Linked DNA regions of Mus musculus: region 2 is linked to region 1. Evidence: chromatin loops called from intact Hi-C (ENCODE). Cell type or tissue: left cerebral cortex. All regions are shown on one strand. Region 1 overlaps Gabra2 (gamma-aminobutyric acid (GABA) A receptor, subunit alpha 2). Region 2 overlaps Gabra2 (gamma-aminobutyric acid (GABA) A receptor, subunit alpha 2).

What was found. A loop is a pair of places that touch in the nucleus more often than their neighbours do. Peaks named below come from ENCODE experiments on the same cell type or tissue, not always from the same donor. Only the 100,000 strongest peaks of a DNase experiment are listed, where the experiment ranks them.
Region 2: it touches region 1 in a loop (2.5-fold over the local background); 2 of 42 quality-filtered maps call a loop at or near these places.

What each region holds. Positions count from the first base shown.
Region 1 is chr5:71,021,510-71,029,509 of GRCm38, reverse strand. All of the region lies in intron 4 of Gabra2 (gamma-aminobutyric acid (GABA) A receptor, subunit alpha 2), which reads left to right. Among named protein-coding and RNA genes, the nearest start is that of Gabra2, 70 kb to the left of the region's middle. In left cerebral cortex, no CTCF peak of the experiment used is centred here; DNase peaks (open chromatin) are centred at 2,017 and 3,354; H3K27ac peaks cover 1,879 bases.
Region 2 is chr5:71,075,553-71,083,552 of GRCm38, reverse strand. The region is part of intron 3 of Gabra2 (gamma-aminobutyric acid (GABA) A receptor, subunit alpha 2); the gene reads left to right. Among named protein-coding and RNA genes, the nearest start is that of Gabra2, 16 kb to the left of the region's middle. In left cerebral cortex, no CTCF peak of the experiment used is centred here; a DNase peak (open chromatin) is centred at 4,514.

The sequences.
Region 1 (8,000 bases):
TAATGAAGACAAGTTTGAACCTGTGTTTACTGAAAACAGAAATAATCTAATTAGACCTGCCGCACATGGGAAAGAAAAACACGTCCATGTTATAACCTACAAATAGAAGGAGATATGGAGGCATAGGGCTCATGTCTCATAAAAGTATTTAGTTAATAAGAACAAATACTGGAGATATTTCATTTCCTTTTTAGTAGTATAACTGCTGTTCTTTCTATGAAGTACATAATAAGTAGCAAAACCTAACTAAACTCCTAGATCCTATTGTTCAGGTCAGTGCTATAGATTTATTCTGACTTTAGCCTGAGGGAAAATAGCAACATAACACAAAGCATTAAGAACCAAGGACAACACACCCATGCACATAGAGCACACGTGCATATGCACATAAACGTGCAGACACATGTTCACGCTTGGCGATCAAAAACTCATTAACCAGGGTAATTGTCTAAAGAAAGTTGTGGATCTGAATTATAATTAATGATTCTAATTACACTGTCTGCAGTTAAGTTAAAAATCTTTAATTTCAACATTTAAAAATTAATGAGTAAAAAGGTAATTAAGCGTTAGAATGTACTGGGAGCTAACAATGGACAAAGTTTGCAGTAGGCGTGCACACTACTGCAATTTCTCCCACTCCTGACCTACCTCCATGAATTTCCATATAAAGAAATATGTCCATGCCTGACCTACCTCCACGAGTTTCCATATAAGGAAATATGTCTTTTCCACAAAATATATAAAAATTTTCTTTTCCTGTATTGGTGGATATTTCATTGCATGTGCATATTTTGTGACATTAGCACTAAAGCCACAAAATGTGGTACCCAGGCCTGTAAAAAGAACCACAGCTTAGGTAATTGTCCCTTGCTCAGTGTTAGTGCTATAGCACTGGACTTTGGAGTAGAATTGTGAGTTCTCATCAACTGTGTTTTCCTTTATATTATTAACAAGTTAGACATTCAGGTAAGTGTGACCTTGGTGTATTAATTACAATGATCTAATTGAGTCATACTTTTATTCATTTTTGTAAACATTAAGTACAAAGTACAATTCCCAAGAAGCCAATGCAGTACTGTGTAGTTCAAAGTATGGCGAGCCCTAAGATACCAATGTCTAGTAGAAAAGGCACACTGTGCTTACTTGCTTTCTTTCTTCCCATTGTGATTTGCCAATGTAGTTGGTCCAGGGGACTTGGGATGTACTGTGTATCAGAAGGGAAGTTATCATCTTTGCCTGTTTTAAAACTGGCATTTAAAAGTTATTTTGTAGCCTTTTAGGGGATAGCAACTCCCTAGGAAGACCAACATAATCAACTAACATTGACCCTTGGGGCTCTCAAAGACTGAAGCACCACTCAAAGTACATACAAGAGCTGGACCAAGGCTTACCCACACAGATGCTGATGTACAGCTTGGTTTGCATGTGGGTCCTAAACAACTGGAGAGGGAACTATCCCTGTTGCCTGTATGTGGGGTATGTTCTAGCTGGGCTGCCTTGTCTGGCCTCATTGGGAAACGAAGCACCTACCCTTGCAGAGACTTGAAGTGCCAGCATGGGAGAGATACCTAGTGGAGAACCCCCTCAGGGGAGAAGAGGAGGGGAATGAGGGAAGTATTGATGGAGAGGCTGACTGGGAGGTAGACAGTGAGTGGAGTTTAAAATGAATAAGTAATAAAAGAGTTACTTTCAACTTTGGAGTGAGAAGGTTAGACTCAAAGACTTTGACGCATCAGATAATATCCAGCCCCATGAAAGTATATGAAAAAATGCTTCTCAAAATAAGATTCCTAAATATCTTATTGGGATAGGCTGAAGTTTCTAGTAAAGAAGTTGTTGCTCAGGTGCCTCTCAAAATTGATGTGCAGTAGGTTGAGAGTATAATACATTCATGGGTAGACTTGTGTCTTAGAGTCTATGTGGTTCTCAGAAATAAGTAATAGATGTCAGATGTGGGGAGAAGCAAAAATATGTGAGATGGAGACTGCCTCAGCCAAGACATGACTGTCGGCTGACTCATACTTTTTCTAAGGCATATCCTACAGATAGACTGGTGGACTTGATATGGACTCTGATCCCATGGTGGGTTCGCAACAGTAGTAATAAGAAGAGGAAGATGTATCTTAAAGAATATTGATTAAGTAGTGAGATGAAAACTATCTCTTTTTTGATGGCAAAGCTGAGAAAAAATGCTTAAATATGTCAGCTGAGGTGGGACAGGATGAGATGTTGGCAGTAGAGAAGAAATACGGCAGTTATTTAACACTTCACTATGTATGTAGTTGATGACTAGTTGATCTGCTGGGTACAGAAGTTGGAGAAAAATACAGAAGAGGAAAAGTGAAGGTGAGTTTAGAAAGAGTCTGCCCATTACTTTTCAGGGGGCAATGAGGGCTGTGTAAGTTTAGAGCAGCAATATTAAATGTCCTGGTTTCCTATGGACTGAGTGACATTTCCCATTCTGCTCACTCTATTGTGTAAGTTACATACTATACAGTTATAATTTCTTGAATCAGAGTGATTTTTAAACTAAAAGCTGCATGTGTTGGAGAGAGGGGTTGTTAGTTAAGAGTGCTCATTGATCATTCAGAGGGGCCAGTGTTGGTGTCCAGCACTCCCTTTGAAAGGCCCGTAACTACCATCAAGCTCCCGCTTTGTAGGATCTGACACTCTGTTCTGCCCTTTGCAAGAATTGATGTACTGGTGGCTGAAACTCATGCTGACCACCAAGACAAAGAGACACAGATACATAAATTACAAAATGCACATATTTAAAATAAAAAGGGAACCCACACATGAGTGCAAAGGAACATAACACTGCTCCCCACCACCCTCTACCTTCTGACTGTCCGTGCAGTACCCTCAGCTGCTTTCTGCTCTGCCTGCCAGCAATTTTTCATTATGATGGACTCTCCCTGTGACTGTGAGTCAAAATAAATGCTTTCTTTCTAAACATAAAGAAGTGAATAAAAATCTGGAGATGGAATGCTTGATTCTTAGATTGCAAGTCTCGAGGAACCTTTGTTTTTAGACAAGCAATCCAGAGATTGCATGTATAGGCTAAGAAGAGTTAAATTTACCCATTTCTATAAACACCCATACTTTTTCTAAGGCATATCCTACAGATAGACTGGTGGTCATGAGACAGACTCTGATTCCATGGTGGGGTCTCAACAATAGTAACAAGAAGAGGAAGATGTATCTTAAAGAATATTGCTTAAGTAGTGAGATGAAAACTATCTCTTTTTCGATGGCAAAGCTGAGAAAAATGCTTAAATATGTCATTAGATTAAGAACAAGGAGGTGTTTGCTGATGGTGGCAAAAGCAACCAGATTGCAGTGGGCGGAGGCATGTGGGAAGTGAGGAAGTGGAGAAAGAGTGGAGGCAACATTTTAATCAGCATGGCTGAGAAGAGATCGGCACAGAGGGCAGCAGTTTTATAAGGCACTGTAACTCTCAGTGAGGCTTTTATTTTTAAAAATTGCGTTGAACTTCTCACTGTTCTCTGAACATGCCATTATTGCTAACAGCTCACTGCCCTTGTACATATTTTTTCTCCATACTTGTTATACTGATCTACTGCTTTGCCAACTGGATTTTTTTTTCAGTGTAGTCAAGGCTAATATCAAACTTAACTTTCTCTAGTGCTTTTTGGGGGTTTCTTAAAAATAGCAATTTTTCTTTTCCTTGTACTTCAATTTTTAGTTTTGTTAAATGTGTGTGTGTGTGTGTGTGTGTGTGTGTGTGTGTGTGTGTGTGTGTTGTAAAGATCATTGTCTTATTTACTGCATTCTGGGCTGTGAAAAGGAATAGTTGTATCCATATATTCCAACAGATTCAAAAGTAAATGCTGTATCCATGAAAGCTTTGAGACTAAAGGCATCTACATATAATTCAGGTGTGCCCCTCAGTAATTCACTGCATAATGGGAGGGTACTAAAACTAACTTGAAAGTAGTGTGATAACAGTTTTATCAAAGGATTTATAGGTAGATATGTTAGTGGACAAAAGATCTGTGATTCTCAAGGTTTCTAGGGAAGGAAGTCCCGCTGAAAAATGGATTAGACTCCTTTGTCACAAAGCACTCTACATTTAGTGAAATGGGAAGTTCACTACTACTAGAGCCACATATAGGGAAGATGGCCTGAGAAAATCATGACAGTCTGCCCAGGAAAGCTGCTAGAGCTAAATGAGGTCCACAAGATACATAAATATTCCAAAAAAGGACTTTACAACAATAGATTCCAGAGAACAAGCTTGTCCATGGCTTGCTTGTCATGTGTTCATATTCATATTGTGATCTGGCTCATTTAAAAGAGTCACATGAAAACAATATGAAAACACACATGTGTGTACCATGGACTTCTCAAGGGATTGAGGATCAGGGTTTCTGTGCATAGGAAGAACATCTGCATTAACACCTACATTATCTTTTGACATCTGCTTCTGTTGATGCCATTGTCATCTGCTCAGGGCCTCACTACCCAGAATGTTTACAGAATGTTTTACTTTTCATGATTTCCCTCATTCATTCATTCATTCATTCATTCATTCATTCATTCATCCATCCATTCACTTGCTCAATCATCTATCTATTCAACATTCATCCAGGGAGTATTTATTGTTTACTAACAGTCATGCAGGCAGTTTGCTATATATTGTTATAGTTATGAAAAGGGAATTGTTAACTCTGCTTTCAGTATAGAGTAGGAGATGGTCAAATGTAAGGAGCTGATGAAGAGTGAAGGTGACACTTACCAATGAATTAGCATAAGGGAGCCATGACTTGACACATCCAAAAGCTTGCATTTATGTCAATACTGCTGAAGTGCAATGTCAGTGTATGCTTGTGTGTGATGGGAGAATTGGTTGAGCGAGATTGAAGAAGGTAGGAAGATATATAATAGGGACATGGAGGCTGTAAGAGTGTTTGTATACTATTCTAAGGGCTTTAGAAACTCAAATGAAAAAAAAAATTCATGAATGCTATATTCATCAGAATACTCCCACTTTGTGACAGCATCTCAATCCATTCCACAGCTTTAGGGAGGTCAGGCTAATGTGTGTACTCTTTGATATGTTGTGTGCACATTCTAACTCTTCTCCATCCCACACATGGGGGATTACTATGAGCAATGGCTTGCCACCTACATTTCTTCTCCTCTTATAGGAAGATATAAAATGGAGGCAAAAAGAAGAAAGTTTAGAAAAGGGGGAGAATATATTCTTATATGTCTGGTTCTGCTAAGGATTAATCAATATTGTTTGTATTATAGACATCTTTTATATAAATGTTGGGCACAAATGGGACTTCTCCTCTGACTGTTATTAATTGTAAAATTAATGTCAACCACACATGGTGGTTCTTTGACGGCTTCTGTTGAGGTCTTCTACACAGCCTCTAAACTTGGCCCTTTGCTTTGTCAATATTTGTTCCTGCTTTGGTTTTCAAGCTTCTATTTTAAAGGTATCTGTGCCAGTTGATGTCCGTGACGTCCAACTTTCCCCCGGAATGTTTACATATTACACTTTATCTTTTTAAAGAGTTTTAGCAGGTTGCTTCTGTTATCATATTTTCCAAAATTCAACTGAAATTAAAAAAAAAGATTAAATAATATGTGCTCCAGTAATTTCTCTGATCTACTTAAGAGCCTGTTCTTATCATACATTTCATATTGTATACCATTGCTATAACTTTTCATTTAGTAATTGAGATTCTTTTGGGTGTTCAAAGAAGATAACCTTTCATGATGTACTATGATGATACTTATAATTATCTTTTGTGGAGAACTCTATTTCTTTACCATAATGGCAGCACTAATTTTAACCCTTACCCACACTGTGCAAGACAGGGCTCCTTTTCTTCATATCTAAGCCAAAACTGACCTATCATCTTTTCTATACCCTCAATTATTATTTTGCCTATAGTTTTTATTTTCTTAATGATTCATGATATTGAATGAATTTGATATGCTTGTAAGCTATGTTTAGTGTTTCTTTAAAAAAAAAAACTCAACATTTAGGATTTTTAGATATTTATTTAAATTGGGGTGTTGTTCTGTTACCTGGATACATTTCTTACAGTCTGTACATTAAATAGACACTACAATATTTACTAAATATACTAAACCATATCTAAATGTAATTTTAATTAGCTATTTGGTTCATTGTTTAAGTATTTGATAGGAAATTATTTGATAGAGAAAATGCTCTTCCATAGTTGCTCTCCAGTTTTTTTTTCCTAGAAATTTTGCACCTTCATATGTTTTATTGTTTAAATCACTCATCTCTTTTGTTTACTTCTTTTATGGTGGAAGAGAAGGACCCTTGTCATTCTTGTGAGCCCATATTCCTGGCTTCCCCAACACTGGAAAGAAAAAAATGTGAAAGAGTTTTTGTATTCAGCAATTATAAAACTCAAGTTTTAGTAATTATTCCTGTAACTTCCCATAATCTGTAAATTTTTCATGATCTGTGGCCACTGGCTCTTTATTGGTCCATGATAGAAGAGTATTTAACTGTGGTTTCCTGCCTCAGAGAGTTGTTGGTATGTATGATATAATGACAAGTCTATAAAATTTGGAAGCATCAGGTTTGAATTGAAATTTAAAATTCTGAAAATTTGAATATTGCTACTGAAATATGTTCCCTTAAGGGTTAGGGATAACTTGAATATTAAGTAAGTAAATAAAAGTTTTAAATGACACAAAATGTTTCCAAATGATTTGAATCTCTGCAAATGATGAGAGATTTAGGGTAGTTTCATTAGGTTTGCTTTAATAATATAATATAAAGATCTAACAGTGTCGAATCTCTCTCCCATTATTGATTTAAACTTCTTAACCATTGACTGCAAAGGGAAAGCCTAAGTATTTCACCTTCACAATGGCTGGAAGAGCTGTGCTGTTCTGGAACTTGTGTTTAATTGAGCATGTTTGTATACAGAGCTTTACTAACTGGGTTTATTGCCATTCTGGTGATCTTAAGTGCCCTACTCGTTGAAATGTTTGCAATATTAATTCATTGTCAAGTCTGTTGCTGAAGTTTCTTTAAATACAAACTCATGACTCTGAGCTTAAATATTTTTGTATATCTCAAAAATTATTTTTAGTTACCATATACCTGCCTCATAAGCCACATTTTTCTTCATTATGGGAGCAACACTACTGATAGGGATTTATTCAATAGGACCTAGCCATTAATAGCAAAAAAGGAGGGATAATGAAATAAATTTAGTACTTTTAAATACACTTAGTAATTCAGAGTAAATGAGAAATCATTCTGAAATTAGTCCTGAAATTTGCTTGTTTTAGTGACTAGACAGAATCTTCAGAAATTGGCTATGAGCATTGACTTATAATTAACATACTTATGTACTGAAGACTATGCTGTCTTCTCCAAGTTTAATGTGTTCTTGAAATTATGTTTATATAACAGGCTGTGCTGAAGAAAATTATTTGCTTGTTTGCAGGACCAATTATGGAAATAACACTAAAGAAGTTTGCTGAGTAAATGGAGAATTTTAGTGTTTGTAAAATTAGTATTAGTATCCTACATTGTTTTTTATTTTGTCTTGTACCTATAGAAAGCTGAGAAAAAAGAAATTGGCTTTCTTTATCTATTATCCCACCTATAGAATGATTAAGGTTTCTATGAGTATTTCCTCTATACCATGGCTGTATGAACCTTCAGCTCTGTGTTGTTACTCAACGTTCAATTACCTTTCTCTCCTATTTTAGTTGTAGGAGCACTAAATATGTGTATGCCTTTTTCTCCCTTCCTGTTTTTGTTGAATGCACTCAGCAGCGGCTGCTGGCTTCTGAGCTGTGATGAACATTTGTAACACCTATACAACAATTTTAGGTGTTTGTCTTCACATTCCAGATGCTTAGATTTTAAAATGGCTTGCAATTTGCAACGGCTTTGTTTTGTCTTTAACTAACATTTATAACTAAATTTAATTTTAAATACAGTGGTTAGACACCTGTATTTTGAATAG
Region 2 (8,000 bases), 54 kb before region 1:
TTGTTCCTTAATGGGCATTGAAGTCATGAAGTAGGAAAGATACCATAAGATTTAACAGTGCTGTTCATCTCATAGATATGAAGTTCCTTTGGATGAGGGGCAAAATAAACATGTGTGTTACCACTCTTAAAATGACTCTGAATGTCAGCACATGTTTCTTGGAAAGGACAAGTTACTGAAGTTCAGACAAATCAATTACTCTTGCTCATAACATACAATCAAGCAAATCTGTAACTACACACACAGTTTAGCCATTTGTATTAATCTCTGAGTATTTTGTGATGTTAGTTTAAGTGCTAAAAGTATTTTGATGAGCAAAGCCTAGGCTTTGCATAAAATGATATCGTATTATTTTCTCATACCTAGATATAGATTGTTAAAATAATGCCCCTTTAACTTCTTAATTAAAGATACTGTAGAATTATGTGTTTTTCTGTTTGAAGAACAAGTCCTTCTCAGGAGGATAGAGGGAATTTTTGTATACTGTCTGCCAATCTGAGATCTAAGAACCTGGAAAACATTACAACCCTCAGAAATCAGGTCTTGTTCTGTCTGCAGTAGGGTTCTAGAGTGTTCTCTGTTCTCTTTTAGAGACAGATTCTTACACATAATAAGTCAAGTAAAACTCCATTTGAAACGTCTGGATACTTCTCAGTTACCTTAAGGAAAACACATGTCCTCATTACTTTTAATATGTGTTGATCTACAGGAACATTGAAAAATAGCTACACCGTAAGGGTAAAATAAAAAGAAGTACAGGAGGGACAGTATATTAAACAGCATGTTTATTTCTTTTGAGTTTCTAATTTTTGGTACAGCTAGAATCCTGAAAACTTGTTTTACTTTGAAATACCTTCATTTTTCAAGGAAGAGATCTTTTCATTCACAACTGCCTGTAAGAATGAACTTAGTACTTACACATATTTCATATAGATATCATCAAATTTAGGTCACCAACATATTGTAAGATATAGACCTTAAAATTCTCATTGGATTTTATACTTTTATTAGCTGATTATATAATGGCTTTGAAATGCTTTTTATATTTATCATGCCTTTAAAAAATTCAAAGCCCATCAAAGGAAAAGTCATCTCCATCTTAATTCAGTAGTAGGTAAAATTTATTTATTTTATTTATTATAGTTCTTATTGTTTTGATCAGTGTTTAAAGCATTTTAAGGGCAAAATATGCTTCATATAAAATTTCAAAAGTAGTCCTGCATTAAAACAGCCTCTTTTGTTTAAAAAGAGGGGAAATAAATATCTTTATTTGATTCAGGATGCCATTAGCTTCTTAAGGGAATAAGCACAATGTGTTCCAGCACTACCTGCAGTGACATTGTCTGGAAAGAAACACTTCAGAATTTAAAAAAAAAATCTTGTTTGATTGGAGTATTACTGAACTGATTTGATATGAGGCCCAAGACAGTTATTCATCCTGTGTTGCTCAGAGAACTAAAAAAAAGGATGAAGATGCCTCATTTAAAATCTAATACAATGGTAAAAATCTTCCTTTGCTAACATGTAGTTTGCACAAATGCCCATAAAACAGTAAGAAAACTAGCATAAGGCTGTTTTCAACTCTTTGTGAAGATGGGCTACAAAGTCTAAAGATTTCTTCTAGTGTTTCAAATGTTTGGAAGGATGTTCAGTGCAATTAGATCCTAACTATGATTAGAGATAGCCCAGCATCAGAAAAAATAGAAGATGGATATATATATCCTAATAATATTCCCAAATGTTTGCTCAGATTATGTTTTGTATTGATGTCTGAGTAATCTAGTATGGATGGGGATAAGCATTTAGGAGCAAGGCACTTGATGGTCCAGACCTGTAACCCAGCTTCTAGGGAGACTGAATCAGGGGGACCATCAGTTCATTTAGTCTGAACAACAGAATAAATTCAGGTATAACCTGTGCTATGCAACTGTCAGGGATACAAAATACCCTGAGGACAGTTCCTGGTCGGAAAAGCAAAAAGGTTTTCAAAGGTTTGGTTGCCCTCTGAATGATGTGTGATGTGTATTTAAAGGTTGCTGGTACAGAGGAGGACTTCAGACTTGAACTGTACAAGTGGTTGGGAAGGGAAAGACCTATGTCTTGGGAGACAGTTAAATAGAGATTAAAGGTTTTTGATATATTCTTCATCACATGTAAGAATACTTTCAAAGCTAAATATTATAGACTACTATTAAGCTCCTTGCTTTAGAGGTTTATAGTATATTTTTATTATACGAATTTCTTAGAAGTTACTACACCGAATTTAAGCAGCCCAGGCGGGGAGAATTGCAATGAATGGAGGGAATTCATTTCTGTTACTGTAATTACATAAAGGAACTCTTCAGATTCCCAAGAAATGAAACAGTGGACTAAAATACCCGACAGGTTTACAAGGAAGATTAAAATTTGCATACCCAGAAAGGAAGTCTTAATTAAAAGAAAATGGAATTTCAAGGTTGGTGTTTCAGTCAAGTAGAAGGGAATATGGGAGTGTAGATTTAATTACTTATCTAGGGCATGTAAGGGTGATCATTGAAGCAAAAAAAAATGTAAAACTGGGGATTCTACTGGGGAGAACATAAAAATGATTACATGAGTATGGAAATATTTGGCATATTTGGAAACTGCATGGGGCAAGCTTAGGTGGGGATGGGACAACAAGAGAATGAGGGTGAATGCTTTGTGGTCACTTCCAAGGAGTAATGATGGAAATATTACTAAGAGTATGATGTCACCTGATAAGTCAAAATTAAAATGAGGTATTTTTTGATTACCAGGAGCTTTTGACTTAGTACAGTATCCAGGATGGTAACATCAAAAGTAACTCTGCATAAAAGGAAATATACTGGATCAAAGGAAATCTGCATAAATACCACATTATTAGTAATGCTTATATTAAACTATGTCACCACTATAAAAATGTGAACTTAAAGAGAAACATCAAGATAATTTTTGAGCTCTGTGTGTGTGTGTGTGCACATAAGTGAGGAAATCAAACAATTATCTTGAATGTCATTCCTCAGTTGTCTTCCACATTACTGTGTGTGTGAGAGAGAGGGGGGGGGAGGGGAGGGAAAGGGGAAGTGGGAGGGGGAGAGGGAGAGAGATCCCATTAATTTGATGATCAGCAATTAAGCCAGGCTGGTTGGCCAATGATCACTAAAGATCCACTTATCTTCTGTCTCAGCTTCGAACTTTGTCTCTGTAATTCCTTCTGTAGGTATTTTGTTCCTTATTCTAAGAAGGAACAAAGTATCCACACTTTGGTCTTATTGTATTTTGAGTATTCTAAGTTTCTGGGCTAATATCCACTTATCAGTGAGTGCATATCATGTGTGTTCTTTTGTGATTGGGTTACCTCACTCAGGATGATATCTTCAAGATCCATCCATTTGCCTAAGAAGTTCATAAATTCATTGTTTTTCTGTATCCATTTATCTGTTGAGGGACATCTGGGTTCTTTCCAGTTTCTGGATATTATAAATAAGGTTGCTATGAACATAGTGGAGCATCTAGAGGCTGCCTCACCCAGGGATCCATCCCATATACAACCACAAAACCCAGACACTATTGCATATACCAGCAAGATTTTGCTGACAGGACCCTGATATAGCTATCTCTTATGAGGCTATGCCAGTGCCTGATAAATATAGAAGTGGATGCTCACAGTCATCTATTGGATGAAACACAGGGCCCCCAATGAAGGAGCTAGAGAATGTACCCAAGGAGCTAAAGGGGTCTGCAACCCTATAGAGAGGGTTGAACTAACCAGTACCCCCCCCCCAGAGATTGTATCTCTAGTTGCATATGTAGCAGAGGTTGGCCTAGTTGGACCATCAATGGGAGGAGAGGCCCTTGGTCTTGTAAAGATTATATGACCCTTATAGGATAATGCCTTGGACAGGAAGCGGGAGTGGGTAGATTGGGAAGTAGGGCAGGGGGAGGGTATAGGGGACTTTCAGAGAAGAAACTAGGAAAGGGGATAGCATTTGAAATGTAAATGAAGAAAATATCTGATAAAAAAAGAAAAAAGTAAAATAAAATATTTTACATGGGATAAAAATTCCACTTATCTTCAGTCTCTTCACAGTGGGATTACAAGGGTACACCATCATGACGCTCTCTCTCTCTCTGTCTCTCTGTCTCTCTGTCTCTCTCTCTCTGTCTCTCTCTCTCTCTCTCTCTCTCTCTCTCTCTCTCTCTCTCTCTCTGTGTGTGTGTGTGTGTGTGTGTGTGTGTGTGTGTGTGTGTGTGGTGTGTGTGTGTGTGTGTGTGTGTGTGTGTGTGTATACTGAGGGTTGAACATAGGCTCTTGTACTTTCAAGACAAGCGCTAACATTAACTGAGCTATCTTCCTAGGTCCGAGTATCTGGATCCTTTAAAAGAGAATATGAGCCAGATGGAACAGTGAGCAGAATATTGCTCTAACAGAAGGTTTCTTTTAGCTTTCATTCCTTTCAGCATCCCACATAATCTGTAAGGTTCTTGGAGATATTTTTGGCTGTCACTAGCTGAGGGTTTGACTCATAGCTTTAGCAGAGAGGGTCACTTAGGACTTACATTACTACGTGTGAAACGCACTAGTGATGACGTCTCATGGGATCTAGGTGTTGACTCAGGATGGGGATATTTCCATGATGGTGCCTGTGAAATTGTAACATCATGGGCTTGTCATACTTTTTTTTTTTATCTACTACCACACACAATTTTGGATTTTGTCATTTTTGGTAACAGTGTCTAATAGAGGCATTTCTTTCCCAGACTGCCACCAGTTGCTGGAGGCAGCTGCAATTTCAGCTTTTGTTGTCATTGTCTTGAAACAGCTGGGACACTAAACAAAATCTATCAGCAGATGTGGAAGTGGGCAGGTGTATGTTTAAGTGAGTAGATCCAAAATTTAGTGGGGCAGAAAACAGATGGCTCGTCATCAAAACTTTTCTCCTCCAGGGAGCTGTTTTGTGGCATGTCATCTCTGTAATTGGCTCACTCACGTAGATAGGGTACTGTGACATTCAGATGTTGTCTGTCTTGAGACATCAGAAGATATGGTATTCTCGAGTAGCTTTTTATACTGTATGCTTAAAGACAATTGCAAAAAAGTGGAAGAGCTTACTAGCATTGCAAAATGATAATCCAATATAGGAGAAATAATAAAATCATGGTCACCTTTAACAATTAACAATGTGCTAACCTGGTATTTAAATTTTTAATTGATATTTGCTTCGTTGTGGAATTCAGTTTCATATAAACAAGAAACTTAGTAGTAGGTGGCTCCTGTCATTCACCTATTATTAAAAGGTCATATAAAGAGCTCAAACTTAACTAGGAGTGGTTGTGTATTAATAATCCCCGCACTTAGGAACTTCAGGGAAGATGGTCAGGGCAGCAGACTAAATACCAAGCCAGTTAGAACTGGGAGTATATAACATGATCCTGTTTCTAAAAGGAAAATCATTGTCTTTAATATTTAATATTATTCTTATGTGTACTACTTATGGTTTTTCTTAAATTATCTATCTATCTATCTATCTATCTATCTATCTATCTATCTATCTCCTGAGTAGCTTTTTTTTTTACTGCATTTTTAAAGACAATTGCAAAGAAGGAAAAGACCTTACCAACATTGGAAAATGATAATCCAGTATAGGAGAAAGAATAAAATCATGGTTACATTTAATAATTACATATAAATATATAAATACAACCTATTGAGTCTATGTAGTATTTCTAATACGTAGTATACATATATTATTAAAGTTGACTACTGGTATTGGGCAATTAATTAGTGAACTTATCTCTGGAGAAGACTGAGTCTCCCTCTTTCAGTTGTCATTAGTTGCCTGTAGCTCTTCATAATCTCAGGATTTCATTTATTATCATTATTATTATTACTTTGAGAATTTCATACAATGAATTTTGACCATTTTTGCCCACTCTTCCATAACTCTTTTCAGATTCATTTCTTTTCCATACCCATATAACATTTCGTCTCTAGTCCCCCAGTAAAGGATGATTTGCACTGCTTGATATTTTTGAATGTCTGGAGTGTGGTCAACTTATATGTGCTATATGATTAAAGAAAGCTGACCCTTACTTTCTCAGCAGCTATCAGTTGCTAATAGCTTCTTGACTAGGGGTAGAGCTTCCTGACTAACAGCCCACTTTGGGCTGATCCCAGGATACTAACCACCATAGTTACCCAAACTACATAAGGGATCAATCAATTACTCTGTTCCTTTTGTCAAGAGAAAGCTTTCCCTTGCAGCTGAATTCCAACTTTACATTGTAATTTTTATGAAGGTAGACTATTATCTGGGAAAATGAGTAAATGCCTTGGATTATGTCTACTGGGTTCACCATTCTGCTTTCTAGCAAGGTCTCCATGTTTCCCATTCTGTCAGTCTTGGATGACATTTTGAGATTGGGGAGGGCCTCAATCTCTCAAGGGTTGAGCTTAAGGAATGTTACATTGCATTTTATAATCCCACAAGGCATTCTTAAAGGATATGATGCAGACACAGAGGTGCCTTAAGCACTTTGTGAATGTTATTTACATTTATTGTTTTGATTTTAATGTCTTTTCTATCTTTTCCTCTTGACATTAGAAATTCAAAGTTTCTCCTTCTAAAAGTTGGTGCTTCGTTCTTCATCTGAATATAATCATAAATATATTTATTACCTATGCTAGTACTTTACAAAGTGCTGCTAACTGTTAGATTGGTCATTAATTTAGGTGAGAAATCAATCTATGTAATATAAAATATTCTTCATTTAGCCATAAATACACATAGATATGTACTGTACTAAAACTGACACATGTCTTGAAAAACAAAAATGAATATTACTGAGGTTGAAGATGTGGCTTAGTTGCCAAGTTCCTCCTTAGTATATAAAGACTCTTAGGGTCAATAACCCAGCACCCTGAAAACCAGGCAAATTATTGCATGCCTGTAATCCTATCTTGGAAAATAGAAGAAGAATAACCAGAAGGTCATTCTTTATTATATTGTTAGTTCAAAACCAGTTTGAGCTACATGAGATCTAGTTTTAAATATAATGATATGGTGGCAATTTCTTTGATAAATATATTTCAATTATTGTAGTTAAATAGGTGGGGAGATACTAATTATATTTGAAGTTGGGAACTAACTTTATATAGTGTAATGCACACATCTATGGTCACTTGATCTTTGACAAGGGAGCAAAAACCATCCAGTGGAAAAAGGACAGCATTTTCAACAAATGGTGATGGCACAAAAGGCGGTTATCATGTAGAAGAATGCGAATTGAACCATTCCTATCTCCTTGTATTAAGGTCAAATCTAAGTGGATTAAGGAACTCCACATAAAACCAGAGACACTGAAACTTATAGAGGAGAAAGTAGGGAAAAGCCTCGAAGATATTGGCACAGGGGAAAAATTCCTGAATAGAACAGCAATGGCTTGTGCTGTAAGATCAAGAATCGATAAATGGAACCTCATAAAATTGCAAAGCTTCTGCAAGGCAAAAGACATCGTCAATAAGACAAAAAGATCACCAACAGATTGGGAAAGGATCTTTACCTATCCCAAATCGGATAGGGGACTAATATCCAATATATATAAAGAACTCAAGAAGGTGGACTCCAGATAATCAAATAACCCCATTAAAAAATGGGGCTCAGAGCTAAACAAAGAATTCTCACCTGAGGAATACCGAATGGCTGAGAAACACCTGAAAAAATGTTCAGCATGCTTAATCATCAGAGAAATGCAAATCAAAACAACCCTGAGATTGCACCTCTCACCAGTCAGAATGACTAAGATCAAAAATTCAGGTGACAACAGATGCTGGCGAGGATGTGGAGAAAGAGGAACACTTCTCCACTGCTGGTGGGATTGCAAGCTTGTACAACCACTCTGGAAATCAGTCTGGCGGTTTCTCAGAAAATTGGACATGGTACTTCTGAAGGATACTGCAATACCTCTCCTGGGCATATATCCAGAAGATGTTCCAACTA